Regions from separate parts of the Homo sapiens genome. Here regions 2, 3, 4 and 5 are each linked to region 1. The links are chromatin contacts, found by Hi-C or POLR2A ChIA-PET in ENCODE. All regions are on one chromosome and are shown on one strand. The core of a region is the stretch at or near the end of the contact, and the rest is flanking DNA. Distances in the headings are between cores, read along the strand shown.

What was found. Hi-C counts contacts between places; a loop is a spot of excess contacts on that map. ChIA-PET counts read pairs that join two places held with the same protein, here RNA polymerase II (POLR2A). Pooled maps may share reads with other maps.
Region 2: a loop to region 1 is called in a map of naive thymus-derived CD4-positive, alpha-beta T cell, with 20 times the contacts of the local background. The contact joins the promoter of TRAPPC6A here to the promoter of DBP in region 1. A Hi-C loop is called at or near these places in 2 of 168 maps with a recorded cell type or tissue (CD4-positive, alpha-beta memory T cell and naive thymus-derived CD4-positive, alpha-beta T cell) and 7 of 50 pooled maps.
Region 3: a loop to region 1 is called in a map of naive thymus-derived CD4-positive, alpha-beta T cell, with 15 times the contacts of the local background. The contact joins the promoter of POLR1G here to the promoter of DBP in region 1. A Hi-C loop is called at or near these places in 2 of 168 maps with a recorded cell type or tissue (lower leg skin and naive thymus-derived CD4-positive, alpha-beta T cell), 1 of 37 single-sample maps with no recorded cell type and 8 of 50 pooled maps.
Region 4: a loop to region 1 is called in a pooled map, with 3 times the contacts of the local background. The contact joins the enhancer-like site here to the promoter of DBP in region 1. A Hi-C loop is called at or near these places in 1 of 50 pooled maps. POLR2A ChIA-PET finds 5 or more read pairs at or near these places in 2 of 52 experiments (WTC11 and activated B cell).
Region 5: a loop to region 1 is called in a map of naive thymus-derived CD4-positive, alpha-beta T cell, with 19 times the contacts of the local background. The contact joins the promoter of FOSB here to the promoter of DBP in region 1. A Hi-C loop is called at or near these places in 1 of 168 maps with a recorded cell type or tissue (naive thymus-derived CD4-positive, alpha-beta T cell), 1 of 37 single-sample maps with no recorded cell type and 6 of 50 pooled maps. POLR2A ChIA-PET finds 5 or more read pairs at or near these places in 1 of 52 experiments (activated B cell).

What each region holds. Positions count from the first base shown.
Region 1 is chr19:48,635,939-48,638,855 of GRCh38, forward strand. DBP (D-box binding PAR bZIP transcription factor) reads right to left here and starts at 1,441. Exons shown (of 4, transcript NM_001352.5): 1 at 918-1,441; 2 at 1-52. The coding sequence starts at 1,056. CA11 (carbonic anhydrase 11) reads right to left here. Exons shown (of 9, transcript NM_001217.5): 9 at 2,008-2,206. The coding sequence ends at 2,181. It also overlaps the pseudogene SEC1P. RefSeq lists silencers at 1,029-1,148, 1,379-1,488, 1,659-1,878 and an enhancer at 2,489-2,658.
Region 2 is chr19:45,176,876-45,179,792 of GRCh38, forward strand. TRAPPC6A (trafficking protein particle complex subunit 6A) reads right to left here and starts at 1,362. Exons shown (of 6, transcript NM_001270891.2): 1 at 1,260-1,362. The coding sequence starts at 1,343. BLOC1S3 (biogenesis of lysosomal organelles complex 1 subunit 3) reads left to right here and starts at 1,909. Exons shown (of 2, transcript NM_212550.5): 1 at 1,909-1,956; 2 at 2,413-2,917. The coding sequence starts at 2,422. RefSeq lists enhancers at 740-1,683, 1,696-1,765, 1,836-2,155, 2,696-2,917 and silencers at 1,116-1,335, 2,506-2,815.
Region 3 is chr19:45,405,144-45,408,060 of GRCh38, forward strand. It overlaps POLR1G (RNA polymerase I subunit G), which reads left to right and starts at 1,501. Exons shown (of 3, transcript NM_012099.3): 1 at 1,501-1,575; 2 at 1,951-2,092. The coding sequence starts at 1,554. It overlaps ERCC1 (ERCC excision repair 1, endonuclease non-catalytic subunit), which reads right to left. Exons shown (of 10, transcript NM_001983.4): 10 at 2,191-2,917. It also overlaps a transcript of PPP1R13L not described here. RefSeq lists enhancers at 1-607, 578-777.
Region 4 is chr19:45,442,120-45,445,036 of GRCh38, forward strand. It overlaps a transcript of ERCC1 not described here. Among named protein-coding and RNA genes, the nearest start is that of MIR6088, 6.9 kb to the left of the region's middle. RefSeq lists a silencer at 2,151-2,350. Within about 2 kb of position 1,437, at least 36 of the 41 ENCODE cell types and tissues checked have a DNase peak (open chromatin) inside an H3K27ac peak, as active enhancers do.
Region 5 is chr19:45,466,615-45,469,531 of GRCh38, forward strand. It overlaps FOSB (FosB proto-oncogene, AP-1 transcription factor subunit), which reads left to right and starts at 1,382. Exons shown (of 4, transcript NM_006732.3): 1 at 1,382-2,098. The coding sequence starts at 1,973. RefSeq lists a silencer at 1,019-1,298 and an enhancer at 1,483-2,384.

The DNA.
Region 1 (2,917 bases), core at 191-2,690:
GGGGTTGTGGCTGCAGGCAGGGCCGCCTTGCGCTCCTTTTCCTTCAGGAGACCTGCGGGCCGGGAAAGACGGGTTGGGATGAGGGTGAGGTGGGGGAGATAGAGATGGAGAAGAGACCCCGAGTCCGAGAGGCACAGGGCGGAGATCCAGAGAAAGAGGGGACGGGGGGTCGGAGAGGAGAGACGGGAGAAAAAGGGACGGAGACGCAGAGTGGGAGAGAGACCCAGAAAGAATGGAGACGGGGGTGGCAGAGACAGGTGGACAGATTCACAGAGATGGGGACAGAATGCCGGGAAGGAATAGACACACAGAAAGACAGCGAACCAGAGAAAGAGAGACGGAAGTTCAGGAATAGGGGGGCAGGGACAGGGTAGGTGGAGGGTTGGGCAGGTGAGAGAAAAAATGACAGCTCTGTAATTTCACTGTAATTACCCAACCCCCATCCCCTGCGCGCTGTACCCCCTTCCCCTCCCCCACCATCTGTAAGGGGCAGGAAGGGGCTCTATTCCTGGGGCACATCCCTCATCCCTAGACTCCATGTGACCCCATGACGCCCCGCCCAAGCCCGTGTCACCACCGTGTGAGCACCCGACACACCCCCTCCCTGGGACCCCAGGGGTCCAGACTCCCGGACCAAAAGGAAGAGGAGGCTGGGGCCTACACTCTTGTGAACTAAGCGGGGAGGACGTTGGGGACGTTGGTGCCTGGGTCCTTAGGGTGGACGGGCTTCAGAGCCGGCGCTTTTGGGTCCTGGGCGCTAAGGGATCTAGGGGCCTAAACACCTGAGTAATTGAGTAGATTAAGGTTGGGAAGATGGACTCCCCGCACGCAGGTTTCTATGGGACCCCACCCCACGGCACCTGAGTCCCTAAGGGGGTAGGGTGTCCGAAGTGGGTGAGATGGGGGTTAGAACTCACAGCTGGCCGGCTCTTTGGGCTTGCTGGTCCCCTGCAGAAGGCTCCGCAACCCAAGCAGCGCTCCCCCGCCAGGGGGTGTCCCGGCCGGGCCGCCCAGCAGCAGAGGGGCCGGGGTCCTGTCGCTCACAGGCCGCGCCATCGCCTGGCACCTGCCCCCAGGCTCACGGGTTCATGGAGAGGCGAAGGGCTGGCCTGCCAGTCACCAGCACACTCCAGTGGTTTGGACGAGTGTCTGCCCAGGGGCGGGCGAGTGTAGCCTGCAACCCTCCAGTATCCAGAACGCTGCAAATCCTAGGAGCGACGGGGATTTGAGGTCCTCGGTGCAGAAACGTGCAACTCAAGAGGGTCCCGGGAGATCATGCAATCTGGGCGAGGGGGTGTCCAGATCAAGCGGTCGGCTCTTTGCAACCGAGGGTGAGAGGGGACTCAAGGCGCTCCTTCTACAAGGTGGGCGAGCCTGGCTCTTGCAAAATCTGCAGCTCTCGCAACGGAAGGCGCTTTGCAATCTGCACCGAGAGGTGTGCGCGGAGGGGCGGAGGAGGGGGCAGGAGGAGGCGGCCGCCTTGAGGCGTGGCCAAAGCAAACTTCTTTCGCGGAAAAAAAAATCCAAACCAAAACACCCGACGCCACAGCGCGCGCCCCTCCTCCGGGTCCCCGCCCGGCGCGTCCAGCCCCGCCAGCCTCTATGGGCATGCAACCCAGCCGCGTGCCTCCCTCCGGCTGCAAACACGGACCAATCGTCTCCGACACCTTGAGACGCACAGCCAATGGGGCCTCTGGGTCCGCCAGGGCCCAGGAGGGCGCGTGAGGGGCTCAGCGCGTGAAGTTGCCTTGCCTTTCGGTGGGAGGCGGGACACTGACCTACATTTGCCCAATGGGAGGCGGTACTGGGGGGCGGGACCGTGACCCAGTTTGGGCCAATGAGGCAGGCGGGAGGGGGAAGCACATGGCTCTGCTCGTGCTGCCTGATGGCGAGGGGGGTGATGGGGGGAAAAGGGGCGCCGCTTAAAGGGGCCGCGGTCCTAAAGATGGTTTTGAGAAGCAGGAAGCCAAAATACCGAGAGCGGAGGTTTAGAAAGAGGAAGATTGGTTTCCGGAAGAAGTCTGTTCTTTAATACCCAAATGTTTCCCCACCGCGCCTAGAATCAGACCACTGAGAAAACAGGAAGTATTCTGTCCCTTTAATAGCTTTGTTTTAGGGGTAACTCCCCTCGCCTTGTGGGGAGGCTTAGGACGGGCGGGTGCAATCCTCGAAGGGGAGTCTCAGCGACCATGGGGGACACCATCCACTGTAAGACAGAGAACAACGGCAGGGGGCGTCAGTATAGGATGGAAGGGGCGGGGGGTGTGCAGGGGGCGTGGGCTGCGCCGCGCTGGGCCCTACCGTCGGAAGTCTGCGAGCGGGGAACCAGAATGTACTAGGTCGAGAAGCACTGGGCTGAACCACAAGAAGCCAATAGGAGGGGGGAATCGGGACGTCCAGATTCAGCAGTAGGCTGAACTACTTGAAGGTCTTCATGGGGGGGGGGGGGTGTGGACTGTACCATGTTGCGAAGCCGGGGGTGTGTGAGATTCCTGGGCTAAACCACAGGGAGGCAGAGGTGGAGGGAAGGGGTTGTACCTTGTAGATTCTCAGTAAGGGGGAAGGGAGCATCAGATTGTGGAACAGCGTAAGGTAGTACGACTTGGAAAGGGAGAGAGGATCCAAATTGTACCATTTTGGAAATTCACAGTAATAGGAAGCACAGAACAGTAGGTAATTGGACCATAGGAAGGCAGGGGTCAAGGGTTATAGACCAAGTTACAAAGCAGTGAAGAGGAAAGACAAATCGTGGGCTAGCAATGGCCTAGGGCTGGCAGGTGGACTGTACCACATAGACATGTAGGGAAAGAGAGAAAAAGAGACAGCTCACGAGGCTAGACCATATAGACGCAGGAAGGAGGATGGGACTGAATCACACTGAGACACCAAGGGGAGACACATATAAGAGGGTTAGCCC
Region 2 (2,917 bases), core at 112-2,611, 3.5 Mb before region 1:
AAAAAAAAATTGGCCGGGTGCAGTGGCTCACGCCTGTAATCCTAGCACTTTGGGAGGCCAAGATGGGCAGATCACGAGGTCAGAAGATGGAGACCATCCTGGCTAACAGTGAAAACCCGTCTCTACTAAAAAAAATAATAATAATACAAAAAATTAGCCAGGTGTGGTGGCGCCAGCAGCGCTTGTGGTCCCAGCTACTTGGGAGGCTGAGAAGTGGGATGATCGCTTGAGCCCAGGAGGTCGAGGCAGCAGTGAGCCATGACTGCATCACTGCACTCCAGCCAGCCTGGGCGACCGAGCAGGATGCGCGTGCGCGCACACACACACACACACACACACACACAGTCCCGGGCCAGTCACGGTAGTTCACGCCTGTAATCCTAGCACTTTGGGAGGCCCAGGCGGGAGAATCACTTGAGCCTAGGGGTTCAAGACCAGCCTAGGCAACATGGCAAAACCCCATTATCTCTTTTTTTTTTTTCCTGAGACAAGTCTCGCTCTGTCGCCTAGGCTGGAGTGCAATGGCACAATCTTGGCTCACTGCAACCTCCGCCTCCCAGGTTCAAGCCATTCTCCTGTCTCAGCCTCCCGAGTAGCTGGGATTACAGGTACCCGCCATCATGCTCGGCTAATTTTTGTAGACACGGGGTTTCACCATGGCCAGGCTGGTCTTGAACTCCTGACCTCAGGTGATCCGACGGCCTCGGCCTCCCAAAGTGCTGGGAGCTACAGCGCCCAGCCGGCATATTTCATTTTATTATTTGACTCCCCTAGTGAAATGTAAGCTTCACAAGGAAGGGATTCTGTCTTAGAACGGTGCCTGGAATACAACAGACGCTCAATAAGTGGGTGTCGAATAAATAAATGTCCCACGCTGAGGCTTAGGTACGTTATGATACTCATTTTACAAAAGAGAAAACTAGGACACACAAAGATTAAGTCATTGGGTCGCACACCTAGTAAGTGGGGGAGGCGAGTCCTCAGCACACGCCCAATAACAGCATTATTATGATTACTAGCCGCTTACTCAGGCCTTGAGCTAAGTGCTTTACCCTGAATCATCGCGCTCAATTTAGCAATAACCCCGAGCCGGCACCGTCGCGAACGCCACTTTCCAAAGGAGGAAGCCAGGGCCAGACGTTGCCCTGCAAGGCCGGGGCTGGGCCGGGTTCGAACCCGGACGCCTGACGCGCCCTCCGCTCTCCCAGAGGCGTTACCTTGGTGGCCCCCGCTTCCTCCCCACGGAGCCCGGCGCTCACCCCCGGGCCGGGGTCGGGGTCGTGAGCCCACAGCTCAGCCACCATCTCCGTGTGAAGAAACTCAAACAACACAGTATCCGCCATGCCCCCTCCTCGCACGCCTAAAGATGCGCCCAGCGCTTCCAGCTCTCATTGGCCAGGCTTGGTAAGCCACGCCTCTTGCGTCATGGCGCGAGCCCTCCTACTCCGGCTTCCATTGGTGTTTTAGACTAGCCCCGCCTCCCCGCCCCGGACTCAGGTGGTGTGCGCGTGAGCCTGGGACACTAGGGGGCGGGCCTACGCCTTCTCTGGCCACATGTGGCAACATCTTCTGCTCTTACTGCCGTCCCTTCCCTATTTCCGGGTTCTCGAGCATTCCTATTGGCCAAATTACTGGTTACACGTGACATACTCGGCTTTTAAAATCCCTATTGGTCCACTCCAGACTTTCCTCGTCGCACAACCTGGAAGAGCCGGCCCAGCTGTTTCTCTATTGGCGGTTCCTCCATTCATGTGACTCTTCTGCACGCTCACTCAAAGCTGATGCTGAGAACTTGCTTCCTGATTGGTAGCCGGGCGAATCCACGTGACTTGGCCGCTAATGCCCGCCCAACCCGCTCCCCTATTGGTTGAAATCACAGCCCTTCAGCTGCCACGGTGAGAACGCAGCACTCGGGTTAGGAAGCGGATCTCGCAAGCTCCGAGCGTCAGCTGCCGGGTACGGTCTTTGGCGTTAGCGCTTCTCCCATCCCATGAGTGCCCCCAGCAGAGTCCAGTCGGACTGTCATCCTTTCTGCGACTCTGGCGCTGGTCCCGAGCAGCTCACGGGCCCGTGTGCTTCCGGGTCTGAGATTGGCATGGTGGACCAGGTGGAGGGTGTGGCCTCTACTAGGAGGCAAATTCGTAAAGACCTCGGCTTGGGACTCCGGGAACTCGGGCCCCAGATCCTTGTTCGAGCTGGTCTTCAGTTTCCCCATCTGTACGCTGAAGAGCCTGGGGTCCAGTAACCCCCATCATCACCCAGTTTACAGAAGAGGAAACTGAGGCCCAGACGGGGAGCAGCTGACACCAAGTCGTTAAGAGAATCAGCGAAGGGGCTGGGAATCCAGGACCTGCGCCTTTTACCCACCGCGGCGCCGGTCTCACGTGCAGTCCCTTCGCTCTTCTCCCCTAGTTCGGTGCCATGGCGTCCCAGGGTCGTCGGCGGAGGCCCCTGCGGAGGCCGGAGACGGTGGTGCCGGGGGAGGCGACCGAGACGGATTCCGAGCGCTCTGCGTCCTCGTCGGAGGAGGAGGAGCTGTACCTGGGTCCTTCGGGCCCGACGCGCGGCCGCCCCACGGGGCTGCGGGTGGCTGGGGAAGCCGCGGAGACCGACTCGGAGCCGGAGCCGGAGCCGGAACCGACGGCCGCGCCGAGGGACCTGCCTCCACTCGTGGTGCAGCGGGAATCGGCGGAGGAGGCCTGGGGCACGGAGGAGGCCCCGGCGCCCGCCCCCGCGCGCTCGCTCCTGCAACTTCGGCTGGCGGAGAGCCAGGCGCGGCTGGACCACGACGTGGCGGCCGCCGTGAGCGGTGTCTACCGCCGTGCAGGCCGCGACGTGGCCGCCCTGGCTAGTAGGCTGGCGGCAGCCCAGGCGGCGGGGCTGGCGGCGGCCCACAGCGTGCGCCTGGCGCGCGGGG
Region 3 (2,917 bases), core at 251-2,750, 3.2 Mb before region 1:
AGCCAAGGTCGCCTCGAGCACCTTGGGACTTGTAGTCCCGGAGGGACAGGACGTAGCCCAAGACGATCCCATTTGGATTCACCCAGAGTCCATTTCACAGACAGGAAGGGCGAGGCCCAGAAGCCGAGAGCGACCAGGCCAGGGAGATACAGAAGAGCCGAGACGCCTGCCTCGCTGTGGCTGGAGACTGACTCCTGAGCCCTTGCCCCACCCCTTCAGGCGCACTATCCCCTTTCCTGATCAGTATCCCCCAGGGTCTCTGAGCCCGAATCTCCCCGTCGATAAAAAGCGCGGGTTGGATCTTCAAAGGATGTCCCAGCAAGAGTTCAAAATCTTAGTTTGGACTACAACCCCCAGCAGCCTCCGCGACCGCCCTCGGGCGACTCTTTGCCTCGGGTCCTGTGGGAATTGTAGTCCTGGAGCCCGCAGGGGCTGCACCCCGGTGTCTCTCTCGCCCACGCGAAGGAAACCGTCTGGAGATCCTGGATAGGGGAAACATTTCCCCTTCCCCTTGACCCTCCCTCCGCTCTGGAAAGCCTCTCCCACCTGGGGAGAAGGGGTGCCCCAATTCTGGAGTAGGATCCTAAATCTTGGCAGAGGGGGCGGGAAGTGGCGCTGACACACTGGCCAGGAATGCAGTCGGGTCACCCTGTCTAGCCACCGTCTCGCGGCTCCAACCGCCGCCCAACGCGGGGCGGCCCCAGTGGGAAGGGAAGTGGGTGCGTCCCCCAAATCTGTGTCCACGTGCCGCTGTTTACACGCTCCCTGGGGCAGGGAGGAGTCGCCGATCAGGTCCCTTCCTGAAAGTCATCGAGGTTTCCCACGCATGAGACTAAACCCCCGAGGGCATCTACAAGTCCCATTTGATCCACAAACGCTACACCGTGCCCAGCACCACTCCACGCGTGTGGGGCTCCTGGGTCCGAGGCTCCGCCCTCGAGAACCACAAGCTCCTCCCCCTATGTTTCCCGCTCCCCCGGAGTCCAGAAGCCCCGCCCCTGGCTGGAACTTCACGCCCTCCGGACGGATTGCCCCTATTTCTCCATTTTCCCGCTTCTCCCAGTCAAGTTCTGAACTTGTGAGGCATCTGGGCCTCCCCAGAAGACATTTAACACAGAAAGCACAGCCCTACTAACTAGTATTCTTACCTGTCTCTTCAAGAATTTCAGACCAATCGACCGTCCTGTCTCTTTAAGGCTTAGGAAGAGCAGTGTGGCTGCCCCTTTAAGGAGGCGTTGCAACAAACCATATTGGACAGACGATGGGGGCGACCCATCGGGACCCGACGGGCCTCTGACTCCAGCAATACAGCGAATCAGCGGCTTTCGGGAATACATTTTTCGGAAAAAGACTTCTTCCTCGGTTTTCTGCTCTGCACACGTTGAAATTTTCCCCAGTTTTTCCTGCAGATCGGGAGTCGAGCAATGCCTACCCCCGCGCTCCCGCACCAGTTGGGCGCTCCCGGATGATGCCCTACCCCTTTGGATCCACGTGGTCTGCAACCTGGTGCGAGCAGCCCGGGCTACAGGGTTGCCTGAGGTGTGGGTCCCAGGATGGAGGAGCCCCAGGCCGGCGGTGAGGGTGCGGGTTGACGGGGTGCGGAGGGTGCGTTGGTGGAAGGAGAAAGGGGCGTCCGAGAGGGTTCGGGCGGAAAAGGAGGCGTACCTGCAAGCAGGACTTGCGAAGAGCGTGCATTCCCAGTGGGCGAACGGGAATTCGAACGGAGAGAGGGTTATCTTGTGGGGGGCTACCCGTGGAGAGCAAGGCGCCCCCAGGGGTTGGATCGGTGAAATTGAGGTCGCCCCTGGGGAACAGGTGGGCAGAAAGGAGAAACCAGGTTGAGGGGACTGGAGTGCTCACGAGGTTAAGACCAATGGACCGATAGGCGCGCCCTGCAAGATTGGACCGGCAAGGAGGTGTCAGTCGACCCCATTTCCCCTTCTGCTGCAGATGCTGCTCGGTTCTCTTGTCCCCCCAACTTTACCGCGAAGCCCCCAGCCTCAGAGTCCCCTCGTTTCTCCTTGGAGGCGCTGACGGGTCCAGATACGGAGCTGTGGCTTATTCAGGCCCCTGCAGACTTTGCCCCAGAATGGTGAGTGGTCTTGTTGACGGAAAAGAGGGTCCCGGTCCAGACCCCAAGAGCGGGTTCTTGAATTTGTCACAGGAAAGAATTAGAGGTGAGTCACAGAGCACAGTGAAAGAAACAAGTTTATTGGAAACTACTCCTTTACAGAGTAGAGTGTCCTCAGAAAGCAGGGGGAGAAACCCACAGCCCTTTGTTAGTATTTCTACTTATAAGAAACTATAAGGAACTATAGTTAAACTTGGAGTGTGCAGATAAGCTCACTAAAGGTAGGGGCTATTGGTGTTATCCACGACCATTAATCCTGCAACCTAAGCTTGCTCATTTATGTTATATTTAAGTAATGGGGGCTGCATTCTTAGGACATTTGGACATTCTGCAGGCTTGGTGGAACATGTTCTGTATGGCCATAAATATTCTGTAATTATAATTGGTGGTCAGCCTGGGATGTGGTTATTTTCAGGCCATAAGCATGAACCTTGTAAGTGCCTAGCTACTCACTTTAAGATGGAGTCACTCTAGTCATGTTTTATTAAAAACCAGAGGCCAGCCAGGCGCAGTGGCTGGTGCCTGTAATCCCATCCTTTGGGAGGCCGAGGCGAGCAGATCACTTGAGGTCAGGAGTTCAAGACCAGCCTGGCCAACATAGTGAAATTGTCTCTACTAAAAATACAAAAATTGGCTGGGCGTGGTGGCAGGTGCCTGTAATCCCAGCTACTTGAGAGGCTGAGGCAGGAGAATCGCTTGAACCCAGGAGGTGGACATTGCAGTGAGCCGAGATCATGCCACTGCACTCCAGCCTAGGCAACAGAGCAAGACTCTCTCAAAAAAAAA
Region 4 (2,917 bases), core at 187-2,686, 3.2 Mb before region 1:
TCGACATTATAGTGAGATCTCATCTCTGGGAAAAAAATTTTTTTTAATTAGCCAAGTGTGGTGGCATGCACCTGTGGTCCCACCTACTCAGGAGGCTGAGGTGGGTGGGAGGATCGGTTGAGCCCAGGAGGTGGAGGTTGCAGTGAACCGAGATGGCACCACTACACTCCAGCGTGGGCAACAGAGACCCTGTCTCAAAAAAAAAAAAAAGAAAAAGAAAAAAAGTTTTGGTAACTACAAAAGGGTATACCTTGGAAAAGTAAATTTCCCTCCCACTCTGATCCCCACTTCTCAATATTAACTATTTTTTATGTATCTTGGCCAGTAGGATTCACTGAGCTCTCACGATGTCCCTGGCCTATGCAAAGCCCATCACAGAAATGAAGTGGCTGGAATCATTCAGCACTCAGTGAGTAGGCCAGACCCCATTGCTATGCCCATTTTAGAGATGGGAAAACTGAGGCTTGGAGAGGTGCAAGGATGTGTCCTTTTGAGGGCCCGGTTCTGAAGGCTTTTCAAAGTTGAGGCAAGGAAGTGGATGAGATCAAAGAGGCAAGGTTCAGGCCAGGATACAAATCCCAGGGAGGGTGACAGGGGTGGGGAGTCAAGGAAGGCTGCCTGGAAGAAGACTAAGGGTAGCCAGGAAGGCATCTTCCAGAACCTTCTGATGGAGGGCTTGGATGGAAGTAGATAACTCTGTTTGGCAGGCTGAGGAACCACCAGCAGCAGGGCGTGGCCCCTCCTCAGACCCACAGCACCCCAGAGGTATGTATAGAAGAAGCAGGCTGCTTAATGACATCTCAGGGACACATCTCGGTGATAGCACAGCCGGCTTAGTTATGACGTCTGAGTGATTTGCCAACTGCCTTAAGACCAGCATCCCTAGTCATGCCCCGCGGGGGGGATGAAGATAAGAGGAAGTGACAGGCCATCGGGGGAGGAAGGGGAGATGCAGTCACACACAGACCAGGGACTCAGGAGCTGAGGGATGTGTGGTGCCCTCTGCACTAGGGAGGGGTCTCCCAGCTGCCTGGATGTGAGGGTCCATCTTATTGATTTGTCTAGTGAAGGAGGCCAGGCTCCAAGGAGGTATGGCTGTAGTCAGTCACACTCAGTTTGGGATGGGGTCCGCCCAGGGGCTGCAAGGATCAGTCACTGCTGTGTCCCCATCACCTAAGGCAGTAACTGGGACACAGCCGGCGCTCCATACATCTTACTGAATGAATGAATCGAATGAAAAGGGTCAGCACCGTCTGGGACTCAGTTTACCCTCGCGGTCATTGGGCTGCTTCAACCAAGGGGATCGCTAAGAACACCCCTCCCCACCTTGGGTCCCAGATCCCAGATCGCCAGTGAGTAAGAAAACGGGTTCGCGCCGTTGGTGGACTCCGCCCACTTGTGACGTCACGAGCCGCTCCCCCAGGATCCCGACCCAGGCGTCTCCCTTGGGATGGGGGCGGAGAGGAACCCGGGAGTCCAGACTCAGGCCCCGCCCCCGGGAGCAGGCGGGCCGGGCAGGGTTACACAACCCGTCGTCGCGTCCCGAGGGAAGTCGCCGGATGTCCTGGCCGGGCCGGGGACAATGGGCAAGGAGGGCCCCTCCCGCAGGAACCTGGAAGTGGCAGGGGCTCCCCCTCTTCTGATTCACCCTTGTTTCCGGCCCGGTTTAGCCTCCTTCTCCCTGGGGATCCTATCTCCTCCCAACTCTACCCTCCTGTGGCCCTGCAGTTCGGTTCTTTCTCCGAACCGGCAAACCTCTCTCCTCTACACCCCGTACCCCGTCCTTTCACACCTTCCCAACGCCCCCCGAAACTCTCTGCCCTCACACTCATCGCTTGTAATTCCCGAATCCCCTAAACTTCCAGTGTCCCCGGTCCTTCCTTCACTCATCCATACCGGGCCCCTCTTCCCACCCCCTCAACTACCCCCACTATCCTGCCCAGGCCCTCCCAATCCCCTCCCCGGGCTCCCCCAAGCTTTCCTCAATATCTCCCAGCCCTCCCTAGCCCCCGACTCACCCGCTTCCCTCCAACTGACCCCAATACACTCTCTTGTCCTCCTAATCCCAGCCTCCCGCAGTTCCCTCCTGTCTCCTCGAACTGCCCCATGTCCCTACCTCATCTCCCCAAATCCTGTTCCCCATTTCCCCCCCTCCCCCAGCCAGCCGCTTCGCCCCCCACCCCGGAGCCCCTCCCCGCCCCTAGGCCCAAGGCCGGCCCGCGCCCCTCCCGGGCGCGCTCCCACGCCCGGCGCGGGTTCCCAGGCCGCCCCCCCGCGGTGGCCCAGAGACCCAGTTTGCTGCGGCAAAACACTGGTCTCCAGGCAACAGGCCCCGCCCCGCCCCAGGGCCGCCAGATGAGGCTGGGCGGTCAGGAGGCCACCGGGCCGGGACGGAGCACCCAGGCCTGCGCGCCAAACCCTCGGCCTTGGCCCCCAGAGGCCTCAGGGCGCAGAAACCCGGAGACTGAGGCGCAGCAAAGAGGAGATACAGAGATCAGGGCCCCGGAGCAAGAAATTCGGAGACATGCGTGGAGGCCGAAGCAACAGGGAACTGTCGGGGCGCAGAGATATAAGGAAAGACCACGCGACAGATCGAACAAGGACGGGGCCCAGAAATAAGCACAGAAATAATGCAGTTACACACGGGCAACACCGAGGCCGGCAGGGACGCCCCTGATGGCAGAATAATCCATCTTTAGTCCTCAGGACCTTTGCACTCAGTTCGAGGGACTTCCCCTCTCTGACTCTGTTTCTGTATTTGTAAAATGGGGACATTAATACGCAGCGCTTAGCAAATCAGGCTGTTCTGACGATTCAGTGAATTCGCAGACCCAGAGCTTGTAGCACAATTCCTGGCATGTACACTCATCATTCATTCATTCAACCGATTTTTTGTTGTTGTTGTTATTGTTGTCTG
Region 5 (2,917 bases), core at 132-2,631, 3.2 Mb before region 1:
GGTTGCAGTGAGCCGAGATCGCCACTGCACTCCAGCCTGGCGGCAGAGCAAGACTCCGTCTCAAAAAAAAAAAAAAAAAAAAAAAAAAAAAGACCTGACAAGTGAAAGCTACTAATATTGCCATTATCATTTAAAAAAACCCCAGACACAGGTTTTTCAGGGAGTTTCATCCAACCAGGCAGGTCTCAGAAATCAGAAAAGAAATGGAAAGGGTAGGAAATCTGGAGTTTGACAATTCTGAGTTTGAATTTCTTGTGATGGGATCTTGGGCAAGTCATTTAACCTCCCTGAGTATCATTTTTTTCTTTTATAAAATGAAGATTTTTCTCTCTTAACCTTCCAGAGCTGTTTTAAGGATTACAAATCTTCTACTGAAAGGCGTAGCACAGGAGCTGTGCTTGGCAAGTGCCAAATACAAGGCATTAATTATTATTATTAGAATTAATAATAATATCCCCTCCCTCTTACACATTCTTTGTCTCCGGGTGGATTAAAAGGTGGAAGGAGAGGCTACCAACACCATCAGAAGAGAGGCTTCTCTCTAAGTTTCATTTCCCATCTCCTCCAAATCCGCATCCCTCCCAAACGCCGGACCTGTAAGGCCAGCAGGGTCCAAGACACACATCCTTTGCCCAGCGGGGAAGATTAAAGCTAAAGCTCAGAGAGGGAAAACATTTCCTAAGCTCGCACAGCGAATCAGGACAGAAACCAGGACGAGCCTCGGAATCCCTCCATTACCTCCACTTTCACCTGAGCATCACAGCCCGCTCGGGACTCAGTTTCCCCACCTACGTGACCACACCACACTAATCAGGGTCTCCTTTTGGAGATCTGCTCTTCTTCTCGAATGGGGGCGCTGCACCATCGGTAGAACAGGGTAGGTGGGGGCGCCAGAGGTGAAGGGGACCTGCAGGCTGGGGTCTTCCCCGCCCGGGTCAGCGGGGTCCCTGCGGGGCTAGTCTAAGCGCCTATTATTACCAGCCCCCGGGGCGGCGTTGCACTGCGCAGGCGCGGGCGGGGCGCGGGCGCGCGCGCGAGCGAGCGAGGGATTCCCTCTGACGTCATTGCTAGGATACCAAACAAACACTCCGCCGCGCCGGCCGAGCTCCTTATATGGCTAATTGCGTCACAGGAACTCCGGGAAGGCGGGGCCGGGATCCCCTCCCGCCGAGTGGCCCGGAACGCAACCCCCGAGACCCCCAGGGCCCCGAGGGTCATGCAAGTGACCAGATCGAGTCTAGAACAGACCTCTTGCTGGACAGTGCGGGACTCGATTTGGCGGGGCCGGAGATTTGGGGAAGTTTGTCCAGCAAGGGGCGGGTGACGTAAGCAGGGGGGCGGGTCCCGGGCATATAAATACAGGCTGGCGGGTCTGTGCTTCATTCATAAGACTCAGAGCTACGGCCACGGCAGGGACACGCGGAACCAAGACTTGGAAACTTGATTGTTGTGGTTCTTCTTGGGGGTTATGAAATTTCATTAATCTTTTTTTTTCCGGGGAGAAAGTTTTTGGAAAGATTCTTCCAGATATTTCTTCATTTTCTTTTGGAGGACCGACTTACTTTTTTTGGTCTTCTTTATTACTCCCCTCCCCCCGTGGGACCCGCCGGACGCGTGGAGGAGACCGTAGCTGAAGCTGATTCTGTACAGCGGGACAGCGCTTTCTGCCCCTGGGGGAGCAACCCCTCCCTCGCCCCTGGGTCCTACGGAGCCTGCACTTTCAAGAGGTACAGCGGCATCCTGTGGGGGCCTGGGCACCGCAGGAAGACTGCACAGAAACTTTGCCATTGTTGGAACGGGACGTTGCTCCTTCCCCGAGCTTCCCCGGACAGCGTACTTTGAGGACTCGCTCAGCTCACCGGGGACTCCCACGGCTCACCCCGGACTTGCACCTTACTTCCCCAACCCGGCCATAGCCTTGGCTTCCCGGCGACCTCAGCGTGGTCACAGGGGCCCCCCTGTGCCCAGGGAAATGTTTCAGGCTTTCCCCGGAGACTACGACTCCGGCTCCCGGTGCAGCTCCTCACCCTCTGCCGAGTCTCAATATCTGTCTTCGGTGGACTCCTTCGGCAGTCCACCCACCGCCGCCGCCTCCCAGGTAAGTTTTTGATAGTAGGGGTGCTGCTTTGTAGGTTTTATTTTTTAAGTCAAGGGTGAAAAGAATAAACCCCAACCCCCACAAAAAGGCGCATCAGAACCCTAGATCTGAGATGGAAAAGGCTCACAGCGCACTTTGCAAACTGCAAAGAGTCGGGAGATGTTTGCAATTGGTTGCGTGCGTGGAGCGCAAGGAGGGAACGCGGCAGGGAGGGTAGGCTTTGGGGCGAGGTGGGGGTGGGGTGGGTAATGCGCTGCTCAATGCAACGTGTATGCGGTAGCGGGGCTGAGAACTTTGAGCCGGCCCCGGGACTGCCCCCTGCTCGGGTCCCAGACCTGAAGCTAGCGCAGTTAGGCAGGTGGGGGAAATCCCGGGGAAGCTTCCAGCAGTCTCTTTTCCTTTCCTCCTCCTTCGGAGCGCCCACTTCGGTGCCGGGTCGCCCTCCACCCATCGGGAAGAGGGGCCTCGAACCCTCAGCCGCGCTGCCTCCGCCTCCTGCGCGGAGACGTAACGGGGGACCCGTGCGTAACGGCTGACGCGCTGGAATCCTCCGTCTGACGCGGGGCACGCACGGCGCGCGGCGCCCCCTTCGTCCGCCCCGCCCCTGACGTCCCGGGAGCGTTCTATTTTGGAACGCCGGGGCCACGTTGCTAAGGGAGGGGGCAGCCCGGCGTTTCGATTGGCCGCCGGGGCGCACGCCTTGGCCAATCAGCTTTCCCTTCCTATTTGTAGGGTGCATTTTCCTTCCCCCCTCTCTGTCCCCGGAACCCGTGGTTCCTTGGCGGCTGGGTCTCTTTTCGGCGCCTCTAGAGGCAGAGG